2 separate regions of the Homo sapiens genome follow, and region 2 is linked to region 1. Evidence: chromatin contacts called from ENCODE Hi-C or POLR2A ChIA-PET data. All regions are on one chromosome and are shown on one strand. Each heading gives the region's core, a stretch centred on a gene start or an enhancer-like site at or near the end of the contact. The rest is flanking DNA. Distances are from core to core; before and after follow the strand shown. Region 1 overlaps LOC101929710 (a long non-coding RNA gene). Region 2 overlaps LOC101929710 (a long non-coding RNA gene).

Region 1 (6,139 bases), core at 3,051-5,550:
GGAGTGGAGCACATGACCTAGGTCTGGACAATTAGAACAACTAATTCCTAGATACCCCAATTAATTTAGGGGTGGGCACATGAGCTGAGTTGGCCAGTTCAGAGTAAATCTTGAATCCTGAAACTCATGTGTAAGTCACAATAAGAAATGCTTTATTTTCTCCATTGTACTTAGTCTAGAGGGGAGCTGCTGGCAACCCATCTGGCCATCATGCATCATCTGAGAAGGTAAATTAGTATCCCGTGGCTGCCATAAGAAATCATCATAAATTGGTGGCTTAAAACAACATAACTTTATTCTCTACTAGTGCTAGGGGACAGGATTCTGTTCAATATTCATTTCAATGACTAAAAGCACAATGTTGACAGGACCTTGCTTCTTCCAGATGCTCCAGGGGAGAATCGGATCCTTATGTCTTCCAGCTTCTGGTGGCTTCATCAGTCCCATCTCTGCCACCATCTTCACATTGCTCTCTCCTCTTCTGTGTGTATCAAATCTTCCTCTGCCTCACTCTTAAAGACAGGTGTGATTGATTAGATTTAGGGCCCACCCAGATCAACAGAATAGTCTCCCCAAGTCAAGATGCTTACCTTAATCACATCTAAAAAGACCCCTTTTTCCTTAAAAGGTAATATTTACAGGTTCCAGAGATTAGGGCCTAATATCTTTGGGTGGCCATTATACAGCCTACTAAAGAAGGCAACAGAAAAGTAGAGACACTGGGTTCTGACAACACTATCTAAATGTCTGGATTACTCTTCACCCCACATAACTTATCCCTGGACTTTTCAGTTGTGAGCCCCAAGATTTGTCAGTTTGAATTGAGTTTTCAGTCACTTTGATCCAAGACAGTTCTGATTTAGGACTTCTAGTTGAGCTTCTAAGTCTGTATTTTTGTGCTGGGTAACATTATGTATATCCTTTTTCTCTTTCTGTGGATCAGAGAGATTCAGGCTCCTTTCTTTACCTTTTTATAACCATCACAATCTATTCTTTTTCTATAGGATCCACTCTGCCGAGACCAATTGCTTAGCTCACTATTTCTTTCTGTACCTAATATCAGTGCATGGTCATATTTTGTTGTTAACCTGCTTGTTAATTCCATGAAGATGTACAGAAAAGATTAAAGTTTTAATATTCTCAGAAAATTCTCATGACAGTAATTACCTAGTCTATTAACATCTATTACACAAAAGGGTGAGCCCAGGACATTGACGATCTCTCAAGAGATAAATTCAAGGACAGATGGAGAAGAAGCAGGGTCAATACCACCCAGGAACACCTGCAGCCATGTATTAGTCTCCTAGGGCTGCCATAACAAAGTACCACAAATGGTGTGGCTTAAAACAACAGCAATTTATTCATTCACAGTCTTGGAGGCTAGAAGTGTAAAGTCTAAAGTCTAAGTGCCAGCAAGGCCATGGTCCCTCCAAAGATTCTAGGGAAAAATCCTTTCTGAACTCCTCCTAGCTTCTGATGGTTGCTGGCAATCCTTGTTCAAATCTCCCTTTGCTCATAATGACATGAAATCATTGAAATAGACCCATCCTAATCCACTATAACCTAATTTTTTTCTTTATTGATACATAATGTTTTACATATTATGGGGTACATGTGATACCCCAAATACTCTGACTTGATCATTACACATTCTATGCATTTTAAGTACTATTTAATACATCACCTTGAATATTTAATATTTATTTGTGTTGGTAACATTTCAAGTCCTCTCATCTCTCTACTTTGAAACATGTAATCTATTTTTGCTAACTATGGTCACCCTAGTCTGCTATCAGACATTAGAATATATGTCTTCTATGTAACTGTAAGTTTGTACCCATTCACCAACATCTCTTCATTTCCCCTTCCTACCCTCACACCCTTTCTCAGCCTCTGGTATCTCTCCTAGTCCTATCTCCATGAGGTTAAGTTGTTTAGCTTCCACATATGAGTGATATGAGTGAGAACAAGCAGAATTTGTCTTTCCATGCCTGGTTTATTTCACTTAACATAATGACTTCCAGTTCCATCCATGTTGCTGCAAATGATATGATTTCATTCTTTTTCATGGCTGAATAGTATTCAATTATGTATATATACCATGTACTCTTTATTAGTCCACTGATGGACACTTAGGTTGATTCCATATCTATGCTATTGTGAATGGTGCTGCAATAAACATAGGGGTGCAGGTATCACTCTGATATACTTACTGATTTCCTTTGGATAGATATATATTAGAGGGGAGGGATTGCTGGGTCATATGGTAGTTCTATTTTTAGTTTGAGAAATCTCTGTATTTTTTTTCATTGTGGTTGTACTAACTTACATTCCCATCAATGGTGTATAATAATTTATTTTTCTCCACATCCTGACCAGCATCTATTATTTTTATCATTTTAATAATAGTCATTCTGACTGGGGTAAGGTGATATCTCATTGTGGTTTTAATTTTCATTTCCTTGATGCTTAGGGATGTTGAGCATTTTGTCGTATACCTGTTGGCCATTTGTATGTCTTCTTTTGAGAACTGTTTATTCATGTTCTTTGCCCAATTTTTAATGGGATTATTTGCTTTTTTAATTGTTGTGTTGTTCGAGGTCTTTGTATATTTTGGATATTAGTCCCTTGTTTGATGAATAGTTTGCAAATATTTTCTCCCATTCAACAGGTTGTCTCTTCACTCTGTTGATGTTTCCTTTGCTCTGATGATACTTTTTAGTTTAATATAGTCCCATGTGTCTATTTTTGTTTTAGTTGGCTGTGCTTTTGAGGTCTTAGCCATAATATTTTTGCCTAGACCATATGTCCTGAAGTATTTTCTCTATGGTTTTTTCTAGTAGTTTTATAGTTTCATGTCCTACATTTAAATCTTTAATCCATCTTGGGTTGATTCTTGTATGTGGGGAGAGATAGAGGTCCAGTTTTATTATTCTGCATATGGATATCTAATTTTCCCAACACTATTTATTAAAAAGCATGTCCTTTCCCCAGTGTATGTTCTTGGCACCTTTGTTGAAAATCAGTTGGCTGTAAATACGTGGATTTATTTCTGGGTGCTCTATTCTGTTCCTCGTCGACTGTGTGTCTATTTTTATACCAATACGATGCTGTTTTGGTTACTATAGCCTTGTAATATACTTTGAAGTCAGGTGGTGTGTTACCTCCAGTTCTGTTCTTTTTGCTCAAGATTCCTTTGACTCTTCTGGCTCTTTTTTTGTTCTAAATAAATTTTAGGATTTTTTTTCTATTTCTGTGAAAGATGACATTGGTATTTTGATAGAGATTGCATTGAATATGTATATTGCTTTGAGCAGCACAGTCATTTTAATGATATTGACTCTTCTAGTCCATGAGTGTGGACTGTTTTCCCATTTGTTTGTGTCCTCTTCAACTTCTTTCATCAGTGTTTTGTAGTTTTTCTTATAGCAATCTTTGACTGCCTTGGTTACGTTTATTCCTAGATATTTTATTTTTTGTCAGCTGTTGTAAATGGGGTTGCCTTGTTGATTTCTTTTTCAGCTATTTCATTATTGGTGTATATAAACACTACTGATTTTTGTATATTGATTTTGTATCCTGCAACTTTACTGAATTTGTTTACCAGCTCTAGGAGGGTTATGATGGAGCCTTTAGGTTTTCTTAACATAAGAACCTGCAAAGAGAGACAATTTTACTTCCTCTTTTCCAATTCGAATGCCCTTTATTTTTTTCTCTTGCCTGATTGCTCTGGCTAGGACTTCCAGTATTATGTTGAATAGGAGTGGTAAGAGTGGAGATCCTTGTCTTCAATATGACAAGGATACTTAACTTGACTACATCTGTGAAGACCTTATTTCCAAATAAGGTAACATTTCTAGGTACCAGAGATTAGGACTTCAGAATATGTTCTTAGAGACTACAAATCAATCCACAACAGGCCAAGGGAGGGCAAAGTGACATTCAAGTAATCCATAATGACCTAAACTCTGTTAAATTTAACATTGAAAATATATGTTGTGAATAAAATTAATTGTAATCTCCTTTAGTGAAGCACACAATTACAAATAATGGCACTAGGGAGTGATGCAACTCTTCCTTCTCTGACTAATATCATACCGACAAAGGGCATCACGGAATGTTGGTTTCTCTGCTGCAGAATGACTGAAATCTTGGTACTTTTGTTTCAAACAACTTACTAAACTCAAGAAAGACTCTCAGAAAAAAAGGATGTCAGGTAGTCTCACTAAATAGCCAACTAAGCTTAGAACTATTTAGAAACAAAATGAATCAAACAAGTTGAATCACTTCAGATGGTCACTTACTCGTCACAAATATTTTAAGTAGCACAGCTCCAACTGAGTGATGTCTTATTCATCAAAAAATGTCTTACAGAAATAATGTTTGAAACAGAGTCAGAAGGCCTAGCTTCTATGCCAGACTCTGTCACTAACCAAGTATAATTTTAGGAAAGATGTTTAAATGCTTTGGGTATCAGTTTCTTTTTTCTGTGAAATGAAGAGTTGATAATCTAGATAATTTCAAAGGTTTATTCCTCCTCACAAACATTTCCATTAAAATATTCTATTCTTTACCATGGTCATGTTAACATTTACATAACATGTTCTGAATAGCTCAATTAATTATAGGTAAGTCCTAGTGTACTTGAGGGTGTCTTTTACCATCTGAGATTAAAATGCATGAAGAGGGGGCACAAAACATTATAGACACCAGATGGCTGCCACAGCCCGAAGCATCATGTCTTCACAAAGCAATGTTCAAAACAGGAAGGGTAGGAAGAGAGTAGAGACTCCTCTTATATCTTTGTACTAAGGAGACAAACCCTTTTCAGATGCCTCTGAGCAAACTTCTCCTCACGTCCCATTAGCCAGGACTGAGTCACAGACCCACACCATAGCAACAAAGAGGCAGGGAAAACTAGTATTTAGCATTTTCAGTCTCTGTCGTGGGAGACAGGCTTTAACAACAAGGAAGAAAGGGGAAAGGAATGGCTGTTCATTGGGCAACATACAGCATCAGCTTCAGACATCCTGCTCCAAAAGAAAGTGACCTTAAAACCTTTGTACAGGCTCTGACAGACCTTTAGCAGGAGACAGAGTGGGGTCTTCTGTGGAGACAATGAGAAGGAATTTAAGAGATATTAAACATGCCAACCACCTACCTTTCTCTTTCTTTTCCTTTTCTTTTTTCTTTTCTTTCTCTCCTTCCTTCCTTCCTTTCTTCCTTCCTTCCTTCCTGCCTGCCTGCCTTCCTTCCTTCCCTTTCTTGCTTTCTCCTTCCTCCCTCCCTCCTTTCCTTCCTTCCCTTCCTTCCTTCTTTTTATTTGAGACAAGGCCGCACTTTGTTGCCCAGGCCAGAGTGCAGTGGCACAAACATGGCTCACTGAAGCCTTGACCTCCTAGGCTCAAGCAATCCTTCTGCCTCAACCTCCCGAAGTGCTGGGATTACAGGCATGGGCCACCATGCCTGGCCAGGCTGGCAACTTTGACATGGACTAGGCAATGCCACTTATTAGCTGTATAATCTTGGATCAGTTATTTAGTAGCTCTCTGAGGCTCACTTCCTTTATCTATAAAATGGGTATAATGCCTGTCTCATAGGTTTGTGACAGCCACTTTGGGGCTATGAGACAGGGGCAAAATGGATGAGAACCAAAAAATAGTTTTGAATGAAGCGTCTTAGGAAGGCCAGCTCCTGAATGCATAATAGAAGTAGATGGGGAAGAAAAATAAGAGATGTTCTTGAGGAGTGTGATTATGTGCTAAGCCTGAACCTCTATGAGTTCAAGAAATACAAATGAAAATTTTTGGTTAAATTGACATTATATATCTGTCATGACATAGCTCAAACAATTCACCACATGGGCCATGAAATCATACACATAAAAAATAATAGTGATAATACCTCACATTAACTGAGCACTTATCCTGTGCCAGGCATATACTACGTAGCTGTTCTGCACACAGCTTCATTTATTCCTCACAATGCCCCTAAGATAGGAACACCTAATATCTCCACTTTTCACCTGAAGAAACTGAGATTTAGTGACCTTAAGTAACTTGCCAAACACCCCACACAGTACATAACAAAGCAAAGGCTCAAGTTGAGGGCTGCCTGACTCTAAACTTCCCCTGATGTT
Region 2 (6,540 bases), core at 151-2,650, 110 kb after region 1:
AAAGAATGCAAGCAATAGTTATGATCATGTACTAAATATCTGTTAAATGCTATACACTCTGCTATCTATATATTTTACATGGGCCATTTCTCTTGTAATTGTTGCGATAACCCCATGAGACAGATACTACAGAACCCATTTTACATATGAGCAAACTGAGTGTAACACATTGTGAGTCACTTGCTTGAGGTCACACCACTAGTACATACCTTAAACAAGAATCCAAACTGACTCAGAAACTTGAGCAGAGAAAACAGCATTGCAAAGCATGTGGCTAGTTTTGGGAAACTGGAGAGCTCAATGTGATTAGAACACAGATCAGTCTAGAAAGATGAGGTCTTAGGGGCCCTGCAACCAGTAACTATATCTTAGACAGGCAACTCCATTACGCTTCTCCCAGGCAGAAAGCCTCTTATGGCCTGCTGCTTCAGTGGGTATTATTTAGTAAGCATAGTCTTCCTTCATTAAATCATGAAATCAGCAGTAGAGGTTTCTTAACATGTGGTTCAATGATCATATGTGTCAGAAGCCCTGGAAAATTTGTTAGAAATACAGATTTTCAAGGTACCACACAAGTCTATAGAATCAGAACCTCTTTGACCCGTAAACACTCCTTTTTAGTAACCTTTTCACGAGTTTCCTATATTCACCAAAGTTTGAGAGCCTCAGTGGTGGCAGATTTACTCAGAACTCTTCCTCTCTGGGCTCCAAGAGCTGAGCTCTCAAACTTCAATGTACATACAAATCCCCTGGGAATCCTTTTAAGAATCAGATTCTGATTCAGTGGGTTGGAGGGATAAGAGGACTGAATTCTGCCAGGTGTTGTAGACATTGCTGGTCCACAGACCACTCTAGGGGTCACAGGGTTGTAGAATATCCCACCCAGATTTCTTCTCTGCTTCTACTATCTCTCCTGCTCTTGTTTGTCTCCAGAATACTTTTCCTTGCCCAGGTTTAGTGCACCTTAAAACAACCTTCTATTTACTTACTGCCTAAAAATGTTTTACCTTTGCTGAGAGAAGATGATCAAACTGTTTTTATTTTCATACACTTATTGTTGAAAAATGGTACTTTAAAAAACATGTTTCTTGGCTCTCTGAAATTCTAGAAGAGCCTAAGAGGTCAGGCTAGTAGTATAAAAAATAGAGGGACTGATGATGACAAAAGTGTGAAAAATGAACTTTCTTTTGTGATATAATGCACATAGTCATCTGGATCAATTAACATTTTCTTCAACACACTCTTTTAAATAACATAACGAAACTAACAGCCCTGCCATCTCTGGAGTCATCAAGGATTGACTAAGGAGGAGTCTTAGTCAGAATAAATCTCCTTATTTAGAACTTAAAAACCTGAGCTCTCTGGTCTCCTGTGCAGACATGCTCTGGAAGCCTCTCCTTACTGGCACTCCTGCAAGGAAAGAGCTGTGTACAACCAGCTGCCAAGGCTTCAGCTCCCTGGCACCAGGCAATGGCAAAAGCCACTCCAGCTGAAAGGCGTCTTTTGCCCTCTGGGTGAGAATGGCTGCTTTAGAAAATGGCCTTAAGTTCCTAATGGCACTAAGTTCCTAAAACTTTCTTTTTTCTCTGAGCTATCATATTTTCAAAGCATTAATCCTTGCAAAGGTGCAAGACTCCCACTTTATATTTTGCAGTGCATTTCCTAATGTGTGTCTACTAACCTGGACTCATTCCTGGCTTTGCAATTCAGTTACTTTATCTTGTGGTTCAAACACTTCTGTTTGTTGTTCCCACTTAATTCAGATAAATTAAATAGGCACTTTCAGGAAGGGGTTGGATTACCCACTCTCTATAAAATAGACAGGCCTGCATGCCAAGGATTACCTAGAGACAATTTATTTGATTTGGTGCATTTTAGGTGAAGGACATAATTTGGTCTCAAATTCCACATCTTTGCCCTGAAGTCTTAGTTCTAAGACTAAAAGAAACCACCAATCCAATTTCTAGCCTGCTGTTAAGAAGCATGCTGTCAATGTAGAGATAAATCAATACTTTGAAACAAAACTTAAGACTTTCTTTGGTACTTAATAAGCCCTTCTAGATGGGATCAACCATCTATGGGAGAAACCAAGGAGGATTCTAAACAAATTTGGGAAATACAGATGGTCCCTGACATAATTTTTTAACTTGACTATGGTGCACAAGTGATGTGCATTCAATAGAAAGAGATATGATATTATCTCTCTCCATCTCCCGCCATGCTGGACAGCAGCAATGAACCACAGTTCCCAGTCAGCCGCATGATCATGAGGGTAAACAACCTACACTCTACATTGTACTATGTTGTCACATGATTTTGTCCAGTTGTTGGCTAACATAAATGTTCTGAGCACATTTCAGCTCATCATAGCTAGGCTAAGCTATGCTATTTGGTAGCTGAGGTGTATTAAATGCATTTTCCATTTATACAATATTTTCAACTTAACAATGGGTTTATCAGGATGTAACCCATTTGTAAGTGAAGGAACATCTCTAAATATAGTTCAATTTTCTCTCGTTTCTGCTTCCCTCTTCATGACTTACCCCAGTTATTCATTTAATATTTTTTCTTTAATAGCAACTATGTATTATACACAGTTAGGATATATATATGTAACTTTAAATAAGTCAAATACAGTCCCTGCTCTCACAAAATTTATCCTCCTAGTGGAGGATATGGGAGTAAGCAATCACAATATAATAGGTTCCATTTTTTATTTACAGTAATTGCCAACCAATCTTTGCCATGATTTGATGTTTACTTTCACTCAGTAGGTTCCAGTTTACAAGGCTGGTTATTACTTCCCAGGCAGGATCACTATGCCTGCAATTTGTATAGCTGCTAGGGGACAAAATGGAGTCCTGAATTAGGTAATATATTCCCACTGGCTTTCCCCAGACACACCTCTCAGAATATTAATAATTGAGAATATATTAACATATTATTATTGATTGAATATTAATAATTGAGAATTGGTAATTTAGAATATAATTATTAATAACTGAGAATATATTAATAATTGAGTCCATTTTTCTTATTGTATAAAAGAAGCTTTTATTAAACTAATAATATAAATAGAAAACTACTCATTAACATTTCTAATTATAAAAAACTATATAAAATATATATAGTTTTAAAACTACATAAAATAAAGTTTAAAAAAATGCACAGCTGGGTACAGTGGCTCATGCTTGTAACCCCAGCATTTTGGGAGGCCAAAGTGGAAGGACTGCTTGAGGTCAGGAGTTTGAGACCAACCTGGGAAACATAGCAAGACAAATTTATTTACTTACAAAAATAAATAAATAAAGCAAATCCATACAAATAAATTGGTGCCCTCCAACATATAACCTTGACTCCCATCAGTACTTGCTGAATGTAGCTTTGCTTCTTAGGTACTGTGATGTTGTGATATAATAATAAATAAATATTTGGTCTTTGTCCCCAGTTCCTGGCACAAAGCTTCTAAAACACTAGCAACTTCCTGAGTAATAGAAGTGAAAGCAGCATCTTTCATTGTTCATAATAAGCCACTTCCAACCACACCTGAGTTTATGCTAATGAGGTGAGTCTTGAAGGATGGAGGCTGGTTACCAGAGGAACCAACTGTGTGTTTAGAGGATTGAAACCTTCAGCCCCATCTGGGGAGGGAAGAGGAGCTGGAGATTGAGCTAATCACCAAAGGCCAATGATTTAATCAATCATGCCTACATAATAGAGCCTTCATAAAACCCCTAAGCAAAGGTATTGGGAAAGTGTCCAGGTTGGTGAATGTGTCCACTTGCCAGGAAGGTGATGCATCCAAAATTCCACGGATACAGAAGTTCCTGTACCTAGGACCATTGGCTGGACTTTGTCCTATGAACCTATTCATCTGACTGTCATACTGTTCATTTGTATCCTTTAGAATATCCTTTATAATAAACCAGTAATACGAAGTGTTCCTCTGAGTTCTGTGAGTGGTTATAGCAAATTATCAGACTTGAGGAGGGGTCCACGTAGCCAGGTCAGAAGTATAGGTAACCTGGGGACTCACTACTTGTGATTGGCATCAGAAGTGGGGAGCAGTCTTGTGGGACTGAACCCTTAACCTGTAGGGTCTGCACTCACCTTGGGTGTCAGAATTAAATTGAATTGTTGATCCCCAGTTGGTCTCTGAAGAGAACTCGAGAATTTCTTGGTCTAGAAAATCCATATACTTGGTGTCAGAAATGTTGTGAGCAGAGAAACTGTTTCCCATTAGGCCCAAACAAAATTTCTCCCTGACTTGATTTTTTAGAATTGAAAACATTTAGCTATACTCATCTGATTGTGCTCTGGAGCTGCTAAGTGAAAGCTGACCTCTTTGACCTGCTTACTGAGATTAGACATCTCCAAGTTTGTAACCATCTCCTTCCCTAATCACCTAGGCAGGCCTCATTTTCCCCATTCTGTAATTGTATGGTTAATTTTACTAACCTTCCCACCTGGAGAATGCTCCTTCCTCACAGTTGCCCTCTCTTTCCTGATTCCTTGTACCTCAGCCAGAGTAAAAAGAACAGGAGACTGAAGTTATATAAATGTGAGGAAATCATCCAGTGATAATCTCTTCAAAGCAGTAAAAACTATGACCCTTGACAACCCCTCCAGCTAATTCACTCTGAGCCTTTTTCTGAATGGCCCATTTGTTTGAGAGGTAATTTATATATAATGGTAAGATTACTGTAACCATGATTTGTATATTCAGATCTTACTTTATCAGAGGATTATCTTTATTGATTGATTTTGAAACTATATTTCTTCTCAGAAGAAATTGAGATAACTTGAACAAAAAGCCACACATACAATTAAACTGTAAGATCAAGAAAAGCACACGGGTAAATAAAACAAGAGAAAAAACCTGATGATAAAACTTCCCAGAACCAGCCACCCCCACTGTAATTTGTGGAAATCTATCCTGATAAACCATCTGCAATCTTGAACAGTATTTATTTGGTGTTGTATGTCACCCCATTCTCTAATGTATGGAGAGTTTTTGGGAACTGGAGATGTATCTTAGTCAACTTTTTTATTCTAGGGGCCTTGGCAAAGTGCTAGACACAGACTGGATTTTCAATAACAGTTTCTTGCATTCACTCCGAATTTCTAAATTTCCACTCGATTTCTTCTAAAAGCGGTGCTTTATTTTTTTTCTTTTTTTTTTATCATTTTTACATGTACTTTAAATATACTAAAATAGAACCATTTTGAAACACAGTTTTATGTGGTTTCTTTCCTATGATATTAAGACGTTAGTTTATAAAGAATTAAGATGTGGTATCTTCCCCAAATAATTTGTATTTTTAAAGCCCAGGGAAAACTACTCTACCGCTTCTGCATCCTCTTTCAATTTGCTGCCCCCTCATCAAATAAATCCTCCACCCACCAGACAACTTTGCCACACAGGTGTGCAGAAGATACAATCTTCAAGCCAGAACACTTCCTTCCCACCTCTCTTGACTCTTCACAGATGGGAACATCACCCCCACTCCTGCTCAGAAATATTAGCAAGTGAAGATCCAACATTTTGAATCCAAAAGATTGCCAAACACTCTTAGAGGACAACTGATCACTGCCAAAAAGCATTTGTAAATTCCACAACAAACAATTTATCTTCGAGTCTCAAAGCCTCATCAACATTTTCTAGTAAGATTCCAGATTACAAAGAAAAAATTGTAATGGCTTTCATTACACAATTTGGTTTTGGAAAATGTAAAATTTATATCAAGGTAAAACTGATTACATTTATTCTTTATTATAATTATTTCCTAATGCAAATATCACTAATAACATCTGTGTTTTTGCCAAGCATGTTTAAAAATGTTATAATTCTGATAGAAAGCATGTTGGGAGGAGCCAAGATGGCCAAATAGGAACAGCTCTGGTCTACAGCTCCCAGTGTGAGCGACACAGAAGACGGGTGATTTCTGCATTTCCATCTGAGGTACCGGGTTCATCTCAATAGGGAGTGCCAGACAGTGGGCGCAGGTCAGTGGGTGCACGCACCGTGCGCAAGCCGAAGCAGGGCGAGGCATTGCCTCACTCAGAAAGCGCAAGGGGTCAGGGAGTTCCCTTTCCTAGTCAAAGAAAGGGGTGACAGACGGCACCTGGAAAATCGGGTCACTCCCACCCAAATACTGCGCTTTTCCGATGGGCTTAAAAAACGGTGCACCAGGAGATTATATCCCGCACATGGCTTGGAGGGTCCTATGCCCACGGAGTCTCGCTGATTGCTAGCACAGGAGTCTGAGATCCAACTGCAAGGTGGCAGCAAGGCTGGGGGAGGGGCGCCTGCCATTGCCCAGGCTTGCTTAGGTAAACAAAGCAGCCGGCAAGCTCCAACTGGGTGGAGCCCACCACAGCTCAAGGAGGCCTGCCTGCCTCTGTAGGCTCCACCTCTGGGGGCAGGGCACAGACAAACAAAAAGACAGCAGTAACCTCTGCAGACTTAAATGTCCCTGTCTGACAGCTTTGAAGAGAGCAGTGGTTCTCCCAGAATGCAGCTGGAGATCTGAGAACAGG

What was found. A loop is a pair of places that touch in the nucleus more often than their neighbours do. ChIA-PET counts read pairs that join two places held with the same protein, here RNA polymerase II (POLR2A). Pooled maps may share reads with other maps.
Region 2: a loop to region 1 is called in a map of mammary epithelial cell, with 4 times the contacts of the local background. The contact joins two enhancer-like sites. A Hi-C loop is called at or near these places in 4 of 168 maps with a recorded cell type or tissue (IMR-90, MCF 10A, heart left ventricle and 1 more) and 8 of 50 pooled maps. POLR2A ChIA-PET finds 5 or more read pairs at or near these places in 2 of 52 experiments (BJ and MCF 10A).

The regions. Positions count from the first base shown.
Region 1 is chr5:96,218,857-96,224,995 of GRCh38, reverse strand. The region is part of intron 1 of LOC101929710 (a long non-coding RNA gene); the gene reads right to left. It also overlaps a transcript of CAST not described here. Among named protein-coding and RNA genes, the nearest start is that of MIR583, 140 kb to the right of the region's middle. Within about 2 kb of position 4,300, at least 4 of the 41 ENCODE cell types and tissues checked have a DNase peak (open chromatin) inside an H3K27ac peak, as active enhancers do; they include mammary epithelial cell, where a contact is called at or near this core.
Region 2 is chr5:96,108,576-96,115,115 of GRCh38, reverse strand. All of the region lies in intron 1 of LOC101929710 (a long non-coding RNA gene), which reads right to left. It also overlaps a transcript of CAST not described here. Among named protein-coding and RNA genes, the nearest start is that of MIR583, 33 kb to the right of the region's middle. Within about 2 kb of position 1,400, at least 3 of the 41 ENCODE cell types and tissues checked have a DNase peak (open chromatin) inside an H3K27ac peak, as active enhancers do; they include mammary epithelial cell, where a contact is called at or near this core.